Linked DNA regions of Homo sapiens: region 2 is linked to region 1. Evidence: chromatin loops called from intact Hi-C (ENCODE). Cell type or tissue: HepG2. All regions are shown on one strand. Links, peaks and the distances in the headings refer to the core of each region. The heading gives the core; the rest is flanking DNA.

What was found. A loop is a pair of places that touch in the nucleus more often than their neighbours do. Peaks named below come from ENCODE experiments on the same cell type or tissue, not always from the same donor. Only the 100,000 strongest peaks of a DNase experiment are listed, where the experiment ranks them.
Region 2: a loop joins it to region 1, with 12 times the contacts of the local background. A loop is called at or near these places in 1 of 110 quality-filtered maps.

Annotation. Positions count from the first base shown.
Region 1 is chr12:70,599,838-70,608,179 of GRCh38, forward strand. All of the region lies in intron 4 of PTPRB (protein tyrosine phosphatase receptor type B), which reads right to left. Among named protein-coding and RNA genes, the nearest start is that of PTPRB, 33 kb to the right of the region's middle. In HepG2, for the core only: no CTCF peak of the experiment used is centred there; no DNase peak of the experiment used is centred there.
Region 2 is chr12:70,543,744-70,552,085 of GRCh38, forward strand. PTPRB (protein tyrosine phosphatase receptor type B) reads right to left here. Exons shown (of 34, transcript NM_001109754.4): 22 at 814-920. All of the region lies in intron 6 of PTPRB-AS1 (PTPRB antisense RNA 1), which reads left to right. Among named protein-coding and RNA genes, the nearest start is that of PTPRB-AS1, 80 kb to the left of the region's middle. In HepG2, for the core only: no CTCF peak of the experiment used is centred there; DNase peaks (open chromatin) are centred at 4,758, 6,288 and 7,598.

The DNA.
Region 1 (8,342 bases), core at 159-8,158:
TGTGTGCCCTTAGTTCCAGTTACTCAGGAGGCTGAGGCAGGAGGGTTGCTTGGGTCCAGGTATTGGAGGCTATAGTGCATCATAATAGTGCCTGTGAATAGCTACTGCACTTCAGCCTGGGCAACATAGAAAGACCCTGTTTTTTTTTTTTTTTTAATGTTATTTAGAAAGAGAAAGAAAGCTATATTTATAGCACAAATGATATTTGCTTCTTAATTGTTTTTGTGACAGCATGGTCATTAAAACATTAGTATTTATTGATATAGAAATGTCTAGACTCTTTAGAATTAGAAGTGATTGTATTTGCTATAGAAATAAATTCAACCTTATAACAAAAAGGGCAGCCAATCCATGAGTTGGTGCCAAAAGCTTTTCTTAAAGGCACGACAGCACCACATTACATCTGTATAGGACCTGATAATCTACAACATGCTTTCTCAGTTGGAATAGGGGCTCAGAGACATTAAATGACTCACTCGTGTTGTATAGGAACAGGTAGTAAAGTTGAGCTTCCAATACCTGTCTCTAAATCCTGTTTTCTCTCTATCACACCTTAGCTGTCCTAGTGTGGGAAATGATGTCATGAATTGCATATTCAGTGTAATGACAAAAAATAAAAATAGATGTCTACGGAAAATGATAGGCATATTTATAGAATTTTTCAGATGTTGGTTTGCTACTGTAGCATAGTCAAAATGAGTAACAACAGTAGTAACAGCTAAATCTAATTCTGTGAGCATGAAAGTTCCCTTTTCGAAAATAATATTTTTCTTGCCTGTTCCCTTTTTTCCTTATTTTATTGCCTTTACCTGGAGTCCCTTCATTTTGTGTTGGATTACTTTGAAAGCCTTCTAAGTGTCTTCCTTATTTTCTTTTGAGACAGGGCCTTGCTCTGTCACCCGGGCTGGAGTCCAGTGACGTGATCATGGCTCACTGCAGTCTCAACCTCCTGGGCTCAAGTGATTCTCCCACCTCAGCCTCATGAGTAGCCAGGACCACAGGTGCACACCACCATGCCCAGCTAATTTTTGTATTTTCTTTTTTTTTTGAGATGGAGTCTAGCTCTGTCGCTGAGGCTGGAGTGCAGTGGCATGATCTCGGCTCACTGCAACCTCCGCCTCCTGGGTTCAAGCGATTCTCCTGCCTCAGCCTCCTGAGTAGCTGGGATTACAGGCGCCTGCCACCACGCCCAGCTAATTTTTATATTTTTAGTAGAGATAGGGTTTCATTGTGTTGGCCAGGCTGGTCTCGAACTCCTGACCTCGTGATCCACCCGCCTTGGACTCCCAAAGTGCTGGGATTACAAGCATGAGCTAGCGTGCCCAGCCTAATTTTTGTATTATTTTGTAGAGATAGGGTTTCGCCATGTTGCCCCAGCTGGTCTCAAACTCCTGAGCTCACATGATCCTCCCACCTTAGCCTCCCAAAGTGCTGGGATTGCATGCGAACCACCACGCCCCGCCTCTTCCTTATTTTCCGTCTTTCCTCCATGATTGCCAAATAATCTCTTTGTACATCTGCCCCATCTGTCATCTTCATTCCCCTTGAAGCATCAAAAACTTTTCATGAGTTTCTATTTCAGGATAAAGTCTAAGTTTCTTTCTAGGCACTTGAGTTCTTCTCAAACTGGATTTTATCCCTGCCTCCCAACCAAACAACAGCATCTTTACAGAAATTGGGATACCAATCTAGTAACAAGCAGAGTGGTGAGGAGACTTGATTGGAACTGCATTTATGTAGCATTTTATGTAAAATGGAGTAAACATCCACTATTCATATGAAATAATTGGAGGATTACTTGTAAAAATCAGGGTGGGATGGGGCAAAAAACCAAACCATCCTTTGGTGCAGGTTTTTGAAAATGAGAAGAAAAACAAAACGGAAAAGAATTGTGCACAACCTCCAGTTAATTAAATACATTTCTAGAGAGGTAATTTCTTTTTTTCTTTTTTCTTTTTTTTTTTTTTTTTTTGAGATGGAGTCTCACTCTGTCACCCAGGCTGGAGTGCAGTGGCATGATCTTGGCTCACTGCAAGCTCCGCCTCCCAGGTCCTGCCATTCCCCTGCCTCAGCCTCCCGAGTAGCTGGGACTACAGGCGCCCGCCACCACGCCCGGCTAAGTTTTTTTTTTGTATTTTTAGTAGAGACGGGGTTTCACCGTGTTAGCCAGGATGGTCTTGATCTCCTGATGTTGTGATCTGCCCACCTCGGCCTCCCAAAGTGCTGGGATTACAGGCGTGAGCCACCGCATCTAGCTGAGAGATAATTTCTTTTACTTTGTTATTATTGCTGTTTGACAATAGTCAGTTTTCTGGCTTACTTTAAAGATGATGCATTAAATTATGCTAATACATCAGGTTGCTGTGCATTTAATGTAACATCTGTATACACTAGATCTAAAATTAGAAGCTCACTTTTAGTGAATATTAGAGAACCATGTCAGCACTGAGGGCACCCAGACAACTTAACAAGACTAATGCACCCTCATCCCCATGATATTCTTCAGTAGTTCCAGCCCAATTATTTAATATCAATAACTGAGGCTTTTTCAATATTATCTAAAATGCTGTATAAATGCAATATACAGAGAAGTCCCCTGGACCCCTCTTCTAATCAGATTGCTGTCCAAAAGCCTTCTTATGTAGAAATTCATGAGCTGTCACTTGATATGTACTTCTAAACCTGGACATCTAGGCATTAAGGCATTATTGTTAATGTTAGATGTGATAATTATATTGTGGTTATTACTCAGAGATGTAGACTGAAATATTTACAAGTGAAATGAAATAATCACGACTTGGATTGTATCAAAATGATGTGCAGTGGGGGAGTGGGTGGGGATATAGATGAAACAAGGTTGGCCATAAATTGGTAATTATTGAAGGAAGGTGATGAGTACATGGTAGTTCATTATACTATCCTTTTTTACCCTTTTAGGTACTGAGTTTTTCCATATAAAAGGAAGAAAACACAATATCAAAAACAAAAATCCCTGCAAACCTAGATATATACTTACTGTGTTCATTTTAGTTTCATATTATATGTTTAGGGGTATATGCATCTTAATTTATACACATTCATACATATAGAATGGGATTTGTTTCTCCTACCAGGTCAGAAAAATCTAATATTATCTTTTATTCCCAGGGGGATTCCAGCAAACTGGCATCTAGGAATGGAAGGCAAACAGTTTTCCTTTGTTTTTTTTTTGTTTGTTTTTTTCATTCTGTCCAGACAAATTAGATTTTATTTCTTCCTAGCTAATGTGTAAAGTGCCATGCCTACCAACAGAAGTCAGACTAATAGAGAAATATTTCTAGGCACATAAAGGAAGACCAATTTCAGAGAACTGGGCTGGTTCATTCCATATAGGTAGCTCAGCTTGACCTTAAAATTCCTGAAATAAATGAACTGTAAATGGCTGATTACAAAATACTGAAGTCATCACCAAAAGTTCAACACAATCAGAGATCAATAGTGACTCGCAATTGCTTCACACTAAAACATATTTAACCATTATTCTATTTTTGTGTATGCTAAGTATATATATATTTAAAAGATTTTATAAGATATTTGGTCCTCTTTAAAAGGACTTGACTTTGAAAAATAATAAAATAACACGTGGTAATTTGAAAAAGCTAATGCCAACTTAAAAATAATATACTTTTCGCAGAGTAGTGGAAAGAATACTGGAGTTGGAGCCAGTAAACCAGAGTTCAAGTTCTGACTCTATTGTATGTTAGCTGTGTGAATTCGTAAACATTGTCAGTTAATTCTTATGAAGACCAATCTCATCTCCAACCTGGAAGTAATAATAGGAAACTCACTACACACTTCATATGTGACAAAAGCTTTTCTAGATTTGATGTATGAACCAATGAAAACCTCATAACAACCCCATGAGTTATTGTTATACTATCCCCATTTTGTAGGTTTGGAAACAGACCTGGAAGTGTTAAATAACTTGCCCAAAATAACGTGGCTAGTAAGCGGTAGAGGCAGTCTACCTTCAAAACTCAACTCTTAGTCTCTATGCAAACTGCCCTTTCACAATACCCCCTCCACAGGGTTGCCATGAGAATAAAATTAGGCTATAGATGGTCAGTATAATATGTATTTCATACTGTTACCAATTAAACATAATATGTGGTAGTCTTTTATATGCTATAAAAGCACAAAACAGGCTGGCCACAGAGGCTCAAAACCAGCCTGAGCAACATAGGGAGACCCCATCTCTACAAATAATTTAAAAAACTAGCTGGGTGTGGTATTGGGTACCTGTAGTCCCAGCCACTCAGGAGGCTGAGGCAGGAGAATTGCCTGAGCCTGGGAGGTCAAGGCTGCAGTGAGCTGTGATTGTGCCACTGCACTCCAGCCTGGGTAACAGAGCAAGATCCTGTCTGAAAAAAATTAAAAAAATAAAATAAAATTTTAAAGAAGCACAAAACAAATACTAGAGTACTCTTCTCTTCCTGGGAAAGATAATAAATACTCCTAGGCATTATAGATTTGATCATGCATTAAGAAGAATTGTATCAAAATCTTAATGCCAACAAATAATAGAAAAATTATGTCAATAGTTCTTAAACTTGTGTGCATCGATTCACTCTGATATTTGTTTAAAATGCAGATTCCCTCAGCTCTATTCCTTCTAAATTCTAATTCTTTCCATGTGGGGTAGAAACCAAGAATATGTTTTCATAACCAGCTCTGCAAGATATTTCGATGCAGGTAACCTACAGATATTAAGAAATGATGGCTTATGTTTAAAACTATAGAAGTATTAGGGGATGAATTGTGTCCCCACCAAATTTATATGTTGAAACCCTAAACCCCAGTACCTCAGTATGTGGAGATACGGCCTTTAAAGAGGTGATTAAGTTAAAATGGGGCCATTAGAGCGGGCCCTAAGCCAATATGACTGGTGTTCTTATGAGAAGACATTAACAGACAGACAACAGAAACAGAGGTACCACTATATGAGGACATGCAAAAAGGTGCCATTTGCAGGCCAAGGAGAGGCCTCAGAAGAAACTAAACCTGCAGACACCTTCGCCTTGGACTTCTAGCCTCCAGGATTGTGAGAAAATAAATTTCTGTTGTTTAAGCCACCTAGAGTCAGGGGTATTTTGTTAAGACACTCCTAGTAAACCAATACAATAAGAAGTGGAAATAATAGCTGATATGGTGATTCAACAATTAACGTTCCTAAAATGTTTTTTATTAAAGACAAGTTAGCCATATTAAAATAATTAAAATCATTTGAGAGGTTTTGTTTTTTATTTTTCTAGGCTGACTAATAAGTAGCTGAAACTGACTTAACAAGAGGGAAAATGCTTTTAAAATATTATTTCTACAGGTAAAGTTATCTACCACTACAACTCTTCCCTGGGCTCTGTAATCTACCCATAATCCAATGAGAATAGAATATATTTTTAGTATATGTACATTCTCTCACTAAAATATTAATTTCATTCATTCACATCTACATGCTTATCTGTATCTATATATTGGTCTATCTATCTCTTCTACTCATCATCCGTGCCCAGATCCACCATTCATCCATCTTTCCATTCATCCATCTATCCATCCATTTAATCAGTATTTACGGAACACCTACCATGTATTAGATGCCATTTAAGTACTGAAAACCTACTTCTTATTGCCAGACAAATAAATGCTCCCTAAAATTTTCAAATGAAAACCACAAAGTAGAAGTCACAAATTCAAATGTCTTTAGAATGCATTCAGGTAAGGAAATGAATGAAGTGGTATTCCAGTGAGTTGGTATCTAAAAGGAGAAGACACAAGTCAGCTCTAGAGAGTTTTAGGCACAGTTTTGCCAAATCTTCCAAAATTTTAAGAGAATCCATACATTTGGGTTTTAATGTGAATTTTTGATTTTTAATGCTGGTGAAATGATCTGGATGTTTTCACAAACACTACATGAGCCAAACACAACATAGTTATTATTTAGACACCTAGCTATCTCTAGAGGCTACCAGTTTGCAACCTCTGCTCTAGACTCTGAGTACAGTCTTCAAAAGTGCCAAGTTTAAGAAGAGCTCTACAAGAAGTGAAAAAAAAATGCCAACTTATTCCATATCTGGTATGTTCATTGTCTGATTTCTGGTGAGTTCACACTAAATACTTTGGCTTTCAAAGGATATTCTTGTTGCGTTGACCGTTTAATGACCAAGTAAACCTGAGAATTGCCAAATATCTTGTCCTCTATGGTTATGAAAGCATGGCATACATGAGGCAGAGTAAAGTCCTCATCCAGAAAAGATGAGATAAAGCTCTGTTGCCACTTTCATCATAACCGTCTCTCACCTCTGCACGAGACAACAAGGTCAGGAACCACTTTTTGTTAGTCATCTTTATAAGCTTACTAATCACTACCTGGCATAGTTCCCAACAGTATTATGTTTGATACATGTGCACTGAACTGGGTTTAAATCCATTATGTTCTTCGATTCTGATTTTAAATCTGGAATGGAAAATGACTATTGCTGAAATATTGCCCATTTAATTCAATTTTTTTATCCTTAAGGTCGTGTCTATATGACATGAAAATAATGAGCTATTTTAGACAGTTTATCAGGAAAAATAATCAGGCCAGTCACATTTGGAATGATATAGAGATCATCTAAGCAACAACTATATTTCTATCCAAATCATGTCTTGCTCTCATTCTATTTTGTTTTAGACTGATAAGACAGGCATAATAGAATAAAGAAAGCACAGATATTTTCAATTACTTTTTTGTTTGAAGTTTGTCTGAGTTTGAATATTATACTAGTTGGCATTGCTTTAATAACAGTAAAATATGATTTATGCATCTCATCTCTATAGCTCAGCAATTAACATAGGGGAATACTAGTACTTTGTATTAACTAAGTGAACAATTCACATATGTCCTTAAAATGTAGAAAGAACTACTGACAAATAAATAACAACCGACTAAAAAATTCCTCCCTGAAACAATTTTTAAAATATCTTATTTAAAAAAGTAATTTAAATCTAAACAACCATCATACAAATACATGTGGGAAATTTATCATTATGCAAATACCACCTGCAACTTTCATGCTTCACATTTATCATGCAGCTCATAATATTTGTAGACAAGTAAAGTGTGTCTCTTTAAGAAAAATGGTGAGAACCCTGAATGCTAGCACATTGTGGATGCTGATGAAGTCTTGTTTCACTCAACATGGTCAATAAAATGCAAGTATTTCTTACATTTCAGAAATGCCTCTGGACTTGAATACCTACTTGCATAATTAAACTCAAAGCCTATTCTAACTAATTACACCCACAGTAAGTCCTTTTCCATTACTGTTTTTCCAAAAAGTAAATCCTCTGGTTTAAACAACCATATTCTGGCTTCTTAAAGGTCTTAATCTTTTCTCCAACAAACTTCTGAAAGCTCAGCCTGCTTTTACAAATTGCTCTGCTCCACTGAACACATACACTAGTTGGCCAGATGCCTTTCTAAACACAATTAACACATCTGTAAGTTCTATGTTATGTATTTCACAGTATTAGCAATATGAGTATTTATAAGAACTATCCTGTAATATTAAGAAACCAACAACATTTGGACTAAAAACCCAGCCTTTCAACTTTTGTAAAATGTTCTAATTATGTGGTCTATTTCAGGCTCTCTGATTCCATATTAGAAACCACCAGATTCATTTTCCTTTTCTTTTTTTTTTTTTTTTTGAGACAGAGTCTCCTCTGTTGCCCAGGCTGGAGTGCAGTGGCACAATCTGGCTTCTCTGCCTCCTGGGCTCAAGCAATTCTCTGCCTCAGCCTCCCAAGTAGCTGGGATTACAGGCGCCCGCCACCACACCAGGCGAATTTTTTATTTATTTATTTGTTTTATTTTTAGTAGAGACGAGGTTTTGCCATGTTGACCAAGGTGGTCTTGAACTCCTGACCTCATGATCCACCTGCCTCAGCCTCCCAAAGTGCTGCGATTACAGGTGTGAGCCACTGCGCCCAGTCAGAGAAACCACCAGATTCTTAACAAGCGATTTCTCTTTTCAACTTAAGATGCTGCAAATCTCAGATATCATCTAAAAGTTTCATCTGAAGTAAGTTAAGTGATGTAATTGGGCATTTTGATTTTTTTCTTTGAAAAAAAAAGATAATATCTAGTTGACTTACTACATGAGCCCAGTTAAATTCTCTGAAACTGCTGCACCTGCCTTTAGAGCTGAAAGTTCTCACACCTCTTTGAAGAACTGTAGCAAAAGAAATGATCCTGTTTCAGGTTGAAATGTGAAAGAATACTAAGGGCAACACATTTCTAAATTTGACTTTTAAAATTTTAA
Region 2 (8,342 bases), core at 256-8,255, 56 kb before region 1:
CTGGTGGAAGTATTCAGAGACAGGGCAGTGCAGAGGTTGTACGCTTGGGCAGAAAGTGCCAGAATTTCAGCTGCACCATCTTGGGCAAATTACTTAATCTCTTGGTGCCTCATGTCCTCATCTTTAAGATGGGGATGATAATAGCATCTAGCTCAAAAGACTGTCATGAGAATTGGACAAGTTATCCCATGTAAAATGCTTAAAACTATGTCTCCATAGAGAAGGTGAACAGTAAATACTAGCCACTATTATTACTCAGGCTTTCCCTCTAACACACTAGAGAAGTCTCTTTCAGAAATTGTTATGCACAGTCTTTTATATTAATGGTTTTTAGTACTACAAAGTCAACACATAATAAGCAAAAGGAAGAAAAATCACCTGTATTTCCATTACTTTGAGATACACATCATTAATACTTTGGTGTTTTTTTCTTTTAGTCTTTTTTTCCTGAGCATTTCTGTGTATATGCATATATACATTCTCACTTTTAACTGAAAGTGTTTTGTAGTAACTTATATTTTGGCCTGTGAAAACTCTTGATTTTAATGGTTTTCACTCACTATTTAGAAAATAATTCATTTTTAATAGAAAAAAATACTGTACTTCCACCTTCTTTTTAGATTAACCCCCTTTCAATCCATTCTTCTAGAGAGGTTGTACAATCCCTTTGATCCACATCAATTTTTGGTCACATAAAGATTAAGTTCCAAATGAAAATAAATGTTCCCCCCACCATCAGCCAATATCTCCCCATTAGAGGCTCTTGTAGGTGACATGGCAGTTGGTAGAACATGATGTAAAGGTTAGCCTTACCTGATTCAGTAGTGATGGGTAAAGAAAAAAATGTGTCTGAATAGAGTGGCTTTGTGAATTCCTTCAGGTCCTCATCAAAGAGCTGTGTAAAAGCTCGAATGCTGATTCTGAAAAGAAAACCGATTTATTTAAATATAAATTAGTTGTTGAACACAGTAGCTGAAAAATGTGTTCAAGGAGAAATAGGGCGGGTTCCTGGTCAGTGGGTAGCAGGGTAGAATATGAGTTATGGAATCGGATAGACCTGGGTTCATGCATTCATTCATCAATTTATTCATAAATATTTATTGAGCCCCTGCCACACGCCAATCACTGTTCTAGTAGCTGGGACTTTGCAAGGAACAAAACAAAGTCCCTGCCATTCCAGAGGTTACATTCTCATGGAGGAAGTCAGACAATAAACACACAAATATAATAAATCAGATGAGATGTGTGCTATGAAAAAGAAAAGAGCAGGGTAAGGAAGATGGAAAGCAATGGGAATAAAGCATGTGGGACTGCTTCATTCAGAATGGTAGTGATGAAGGCAGTGAGTGAGAAGTGTTGGATATATCAAAGGAAGAACTAAAAGATTTGCTGATGAATATAGAGTATGGATGATTCCACATGTTCTGGATGGGGAACAACTGGAAGAATGGAGGTGTCACCTACTAACATGAGGGAAAACTATTGAGAAGTAGACTGGGGGGTTTGGGAAGATCCAGACAGATCAGTTGTGGAGGAAGTAATTCCGAGATGCCCATTAGAGAAGTCAAGTGGCCCAAATATCAATATTATTGTTGTTGTTATTTTAACTTACATATCTTTTGGCACTATTTTCTAAAGATCATTTTATCTAAAAATATTCTAATATCATATTTATTGTCAACAGGAAATATTTGTTAAAGCACTGCTTTATAAATTGCTGAAGTTAAAAAGAGATGTATGGTCACTAGTCTTGGAAACTTGAAAGACAAAATACAAAGGAATCAGGCAAATAGCAAAATAAGAAAGCATATATACAATGGCAAATGAGGAATGGTAGAATATGGAGGAAACAGTGTGTGTGGGCATAGGAGGTGAGGTGGCTGGAGCAGAGAGCTCAATGAAGAGACTGCTGGGATAGTCAGGCCAAGGACACAGGGCCCTGGCCAGGAGCCCTGGCAATGAGAATGGAAAGAAGACTGTGAAAGGCACTGAGAGGAGGAACTAGATGGGGCCCAGACTGAAGAGAAGCAGGGGAGAATCAAGGATGGCCTAAGACTTGAGCTCATGTCACTCAAGAGAACAGTGGGATCATTGATAGAAATAAGGAGACAGGCTGGGAGCGGTGGCTCACGCCTGTAATCCCAGCACTTTGGGAGGCCAAGGCAGGCAGATCACCTGAGGTCAGGAGTTCGAGATCAGCCTGGCCAACGTGGCAAAACCCCGTCTCTACTAAAAATACAAAAATTAGCCAGGCATGGTGGCGGGCACCTGTAATCCTGGCTACTTGGGAGGCTGAGGCAGGAGAATCACTTGAACATGGGAGGTGGAGGCTGCAGTGAGCCAAGATCATGCCACTGCACTCCAGCCTGGGTGACAAAGCAGGACTCCACCTCAAAAAAAAAAAAAAAAATGACAGACTGGTGAAGGAGGATATGCTTTGCTTGGGATATACTCGATTTAGAGGGACAGTGAGGCATTGATTTACAACTATCCAGCTGACACTGGCATTATTCCAGTCACCTGAGCAGGAGAGTTGCTGAGGTGGCTGTCCACATGTCCATGTGGGATAGTGCCTGAAAATCAGCTGGTCCTAAATTCAATAAACAAGCAAGATGCAGCTACAAACACACAGATTTGTAACCTCTGCTTGAATGAGAAGCCTGTGATCCCTATCATAGGACCTAAGTTTCATGCTCTCTGCATAAGTCAGCCCAGTCTGGAGAGCTGCACTCAATTTCTGGGGGCATATTTTAGGATGAATTAGAGATCATTTGAGTGACTGACCTGAACAATGATAGAGAAGACTTCAAGGGACATAATATAGTTAGCTTCAGATTTAAGGAAGACTGCCATGTAGAAGAGGAAAACAACATGATTATTTTTCTTCTTGAAGGAAGAATTAGGCTCTGTAGGCTGAATTTATAAGGAAGGAGGAGTTTAGGAACATTAAGCTGTTTTCTAACATTAGAATATGAGCTGCCTCCTAGGTTGAGAGCTCCCAGTCACTGGGGGTTGGAAGATGGGAGTGGGATTCTAGTAGAGGCTGGAGGAGAAGCAGTCCCAGGGAGGCTGGAGGAGAAGCAGTCCCAGGGAAGCTGGAGGAGGGCATCGCTGCTCTAAGTTAAAGATTGGCTTGGGTGACTTCTTAAGTCCCTCCTACTGTGAAGATTCTCTAATTGAACTGATGGAGTATTAGGCTTGGTTTATGTGGGAAAACTTTTGCTAGTGTTAATTTCAATTCTATGAAAGTGACGAGAAGTACTCCTTTTTTTTTTTGTTTTTGTTTTTTTAAAATCTATATTTCTTGAACCCAAAGGTATCTGGGCATGTCCTGTGATAATGCTGAAGCGGTACTAGGCCAGGGCAAATTGTTCTGACCCTGCTCCCGCTTCTTCTGACTTATGCCCAGATCCGAGTGTAATCCTGTAAAATGAACATCAAGATGATATTGATAAATCACATCTATAACTTCCATCTCCAAAAGATCCATTCCAAGTCAAAAGGTGTTCTTCCAGGAATAACAGCCTGTTAATGGAAGTATATTGAGAAAGGTCCACAAAGGGAAACAAGTAGTCACCACACATTAAAGGGGAAGGTGAGGAGTTGGTGTGTTTTGCTAATTTTGGAAGGCAGCTATGCTAACCACCATAACACCAATGCCTTGGCAAATATGTTGCTAATTTATTATACATTTGGAAATTCAGTGTCTCTCTGATAAGAGTTTCTTATTTATAAGTGTGGAAATACTTTTTTTCTTTTTCTTTCTTTTCTTTCCTTCCTTTTTTTTTTTTTTTTTTTTGAGACAGGGTCTTGCTCTGTCACCAGGTTGGAATGCACACTGCAACCTCCACCTCCCAAGCTCAAGTGATCCTCCAACCCCAGCCTCCTGAGTAGCTGGGATTACAAGTGCACACTACCATGGCCAGCTAATTTTTGTATTTTTATTACAGATGGGGTTTTGCCATGTTGCCCAGGCTAGTCTTGAACTCCTGGGCTCAAGCTATCTGCCTGTCTTGGCCTCCCAAAGTGCTCGGATTACAAGTGTGAGCCATCGCGCCCAGCCATAAGGACTTTTTCAAACATGTTTCTGTTTGATCATGTTCAACCTCTCCAATATAATAAAGAAGTTTATTATATTACTTCAGAGGTTTGGAACCTGAAGCTAGGAGAGAGTCCATGTCTTCTCGAAGATCACACAGAAAGATATGAACGAAAACTGAACTTCATATTTCTGGCTCCTAGTGCAGATCTCTTTTCTTATTTCCTCATGGCTTAATTTTTGGTTAAAAGCAATGACTTCTGGCTGGGCACAGTGGCTCATGCCTGTAATTCCAGCAATTTGGGAGGCCAAGGCAGGCAGATCACATGAGGCCAAGAATTTGAGGCCAGCCTGGCCAACACGGTGAAACCCCATCTCTATTAAAAATACAAAAATTAGCCAGGCCCGTGTGATGCGTGCCTGTAGTCCCAGCTACTTGGGAGGCTGAGGCATGAGAATTGCTTGAATCTAAAAAGTGGAGGTTGCAGTGAGCTGAGATCACACCACTGCACTCCAGCCTGGGCAACACAGCAAGACTCTCTCTCTCTCTCTCTCTCTCTCTCTCACACACACACACACACACACACACACACACACACACACGCCATGACTTTTGTAGGAAGGATGAAAAAAGCCTGGGCTAGGAACAAGAGGATCTGAAGTCTAGTTCTCACTCTTACTCCATTGCTGGCTACTTGAATGGTCCCTAAAGTTCTTTATGACTCATCTGTAAAATAAAAGCATTGGCTATAACAACCTTGACATGGTCTGCTCTGAAACCACAAGTGTAAACACAAAGTACTGAATGAATGCAGATAAAAAGGACCTTTAGGAAGGAGATAATTACCTAGTATAGGTTCAGCTTAAAATTAATGGGTTATCAGGCACTCTTCCCTTAAAACTTTTCCAAAAATGAATATCACAACTACTTTCCCCAGCCCAGCACTTAGCACCCACCCACAGTCCTCTCTCGTCCTATCATCCCAGTCTACTCCTTTTTATTCACCCTCTGTTTGAAACTGGACTGTTTGTTCTTCTCTAAACAATTTGTGTATTTAAACCTCCACGCTTTGACTCCCACTATTCATTCCACATTGAATCTCCTTCTGTCCCTATCTGGGTATTTCTAAATCCTTTCCTATGTTTTAATTCCTGTGTTTTAATACATCCTTTGAGAAGCCTTCTGAACCTTCACAGAATTTATTTTCCTTTATTCCTTATGTCCTTCAACATTTCTGCCTCTATTTTGCAGATGTGGCTTCTTTCTGTCTCCACATTGTAAGCTTCTTGAAGGCAGTGGCTCCACCTTATTTATCTATCACCCAACAACACGTATTGCCAGATAAGGCAATAAAATGTGCTGAATATATTATAGAAAGATAATTATGAATATGACACAATAACAAGACACTATTTTTAATGAACAAATATCTGATAGATTTTTTTCCACTTTAAATGTGTCCAGAATCAGAATTCTATAGCAGAAAGTTAGAGATCATGTGGTTCAATTTCCTTCCTTTGAAGAAAACGAGGTCAGGAGAAGCTGACCACCTTACTATGGTCACACTGCTCTTCTATTTAGAATAAAAACAAAACCAGACCAGCACTTTCCTAACCTTCCAACTCTCTCTCACCATAATGATCTGCCCTTTCTCTTTCCATATGGAACAATGGAATAAAACATATGAATCATAGGAACCCAACAATGAATGAAACACATTATATCTGTTGACATAATAAACTTGCGTATCAGCTAAACCTAGCATTTCCCATTTCTCAATCCTAATTATTCTTTTACCGTGCTATTTCCTGTCCACCTATTCGCTTTGGAAAAAAGGATGCCTAACAACAAGGAGGGTCACTGTGGTAATGACTGTCTTGAGACAGGCAGAATTCTGACTGGACTGAGTTCAGCAGCCACCACGCAAGAGGCTGATTTGCATGTGGTTCTCTGATGTGCTTTGGGAGACGACACCTCCTCTCATCAAGCATTATCTGTCTGGCATGCTTTTAACAGGACTGAAGTAAACATATATATTGGAGAAATATAGGAAAGGTGTGTTCTGAAAAACAAATATGTACACAGAGATGATGAAGCCATAACACGAATGTGTTACATCCTTAGAGCATCTTGGCTCATTCCCGTATTTGTTCATAAACATTTCACAAGCACATCCTTTGTGCCAGGAACTTGCCATATTGTTTTGTAACCAATGACACATCTGTCTCCCCTGTTGGACTGTGAGTTCTTGCAGTCTAGTAAAGAGGGCAGGTAATTCGATAAAGGGTTAAAAGCCACTGTAAATGTAGGATTAGAGGAATGTAGGCAGACGGTGATGGGGACGTGGACATGGGGCTGATGGAGCACCCAACTGCCCAGCTGTGGGCTGACAGGATAGTGTGGGTGGTTGAGGGTTGAGCTGGCTTTTGAAGTGTACAGAGAATTCGCCAGCCAGATAAGAGCGGAACGCATCTGAGAGTGAAAAGATTATGCAAAGGCTCAGGCGTATAAAAGAACCATGTCACATTCAGGAACTCTGAGGAGTGAGGAGTAGCAAGAGAGCAGTGGGTACTTGGAGCAAATACGATTGGAGACAAGGCTGGTGAGGCAGGCGGGAGAAAGCAGGGCTCAGTGTGCCCTGTACTGGAATCTGCTCTTGCTCTGGTAAGTGAATGGGAACTATGGGGAAACCTTAATTTAGAAGGGACATGACTAGGTTTGATCTGTCACATACTCAGGACTACTACTTAGGACAACCTTATGGAGCTTTGCAGGTGAGGAAGATGAGGATTAGAGAATTGAAATGCTGCTTACACAGTTAAAAAGTGGCAGAGCTGGAACTCAAATGCAGGGGCTCTTCCAAAGACCTCCGCAGTTACTATGGGTGCTGGGAGATTGGTGGGCTCTGGTCCAGACACAAATTTTTTATAGCTTCTTACTCTCTTTGAAATTTAGTAATGAGTTATCTTCACCCCTCCCCTTTCCATAAGTAAACAAACTAAATCAGCTTCAGTTTTCCAACTCAAAAAGAAAATAGCCCTTAGGTGACTTTTGCTTGAGTTTCCTTGAGCCCAGGTAACCAAGGAGCTGAGGAATCTCTTGAATCTTTTTTTTTTTCTTTTTTATTTTTTAGATGGAGTCTTGCTCTGTCGCCCAGGCTGGAGTACAGTGGCATGATCTCAGCTTACTGCAACCTCCACCTCTAGGGTTCAAGCAATTCTCCTGCCTCAGCTTCCCAAGTAGCTGGGATTACAGGCGTGCACCACCGTGCCTGGCCAACTTTTGTGTTTTTAGTAGAGACGGAGTTTTACCATGTTGGCCAGGCTAGTCTTGAACTCCTGACCTCAAGTGATTCGCCCACCTCGGCCTCCCAAAGTGCTGGGATTACAGGCGTGAGCCTCCACGCCCAGCCGCATCTCTTGATTCTTACAGGAACTGATAAATCCTGGTTTTCTGATCTTTCATGTTTCTCCCTTGTTCTTCTGAAATCTTGTTTCCTTTAGGTAGGCTTGTATGGTCTCTTTTTGAAGTAAGTATGACTAAAAAGTTTGTGTTTGTTTAATCTGGAGGTGCTGACCTTGCCTGGGAGGTAACAGTAACTGTCTGGTGAGTCCTGGGTAAAGGTAGCTTTACAGAGTTCCTGCCAAAAATGAGTGCTTTGTTTTAGGAAAAACATCTGTCTGACTTTTTTGATGTGAGGGAGGGGCTAAGAACTCTCTTGGGTGTAACAGTACGTCATAGTCTCCTTTTGGAAGTGGCAGGAGAGTTTTTTTTTCTACTGAGACCTAGGAGTGATACTTCAAATATGTGAGAACCAATAAGACCTCAGCATCAACAAAGCAGAACGAACACTGGCCCATGGAAAACCTAATTTACTGCCATATTGGTTAGGTATCAGCTCTTCCAACACCCAACAGAGAAGGTACATCCTCTGCAGAAGTAATAATGTTGGATGTCAGTAGCTCTATATCCAAGATGGTAGCCTAGGTTCCCTTTCTCTTGAGGATGCTGATTGGGATGCTATATACTTCTGCTTGTACCTGCTTTCTGAAAACACAGTGCAGAACAAGAGCACTGCCAATTCCTAGGGCCGAAGGGCCTAGTGACTGCAGTGATGTTTCCTGGAGCCAAAGCCAGACAGCTGCTCCTTTTCATTAGTCATCTCCATGGGGAAAAAAGGGTGTTCCCATTCATTCAGGGGTCTTTGCCTTCCAGAGTTCTGTCTGGAGCAAAGAGCGCTTCCATCTTTAGATGCCTTAGAAGGTAAATAAGTGAGTATAATTTCAGTTCACATTATAAGTA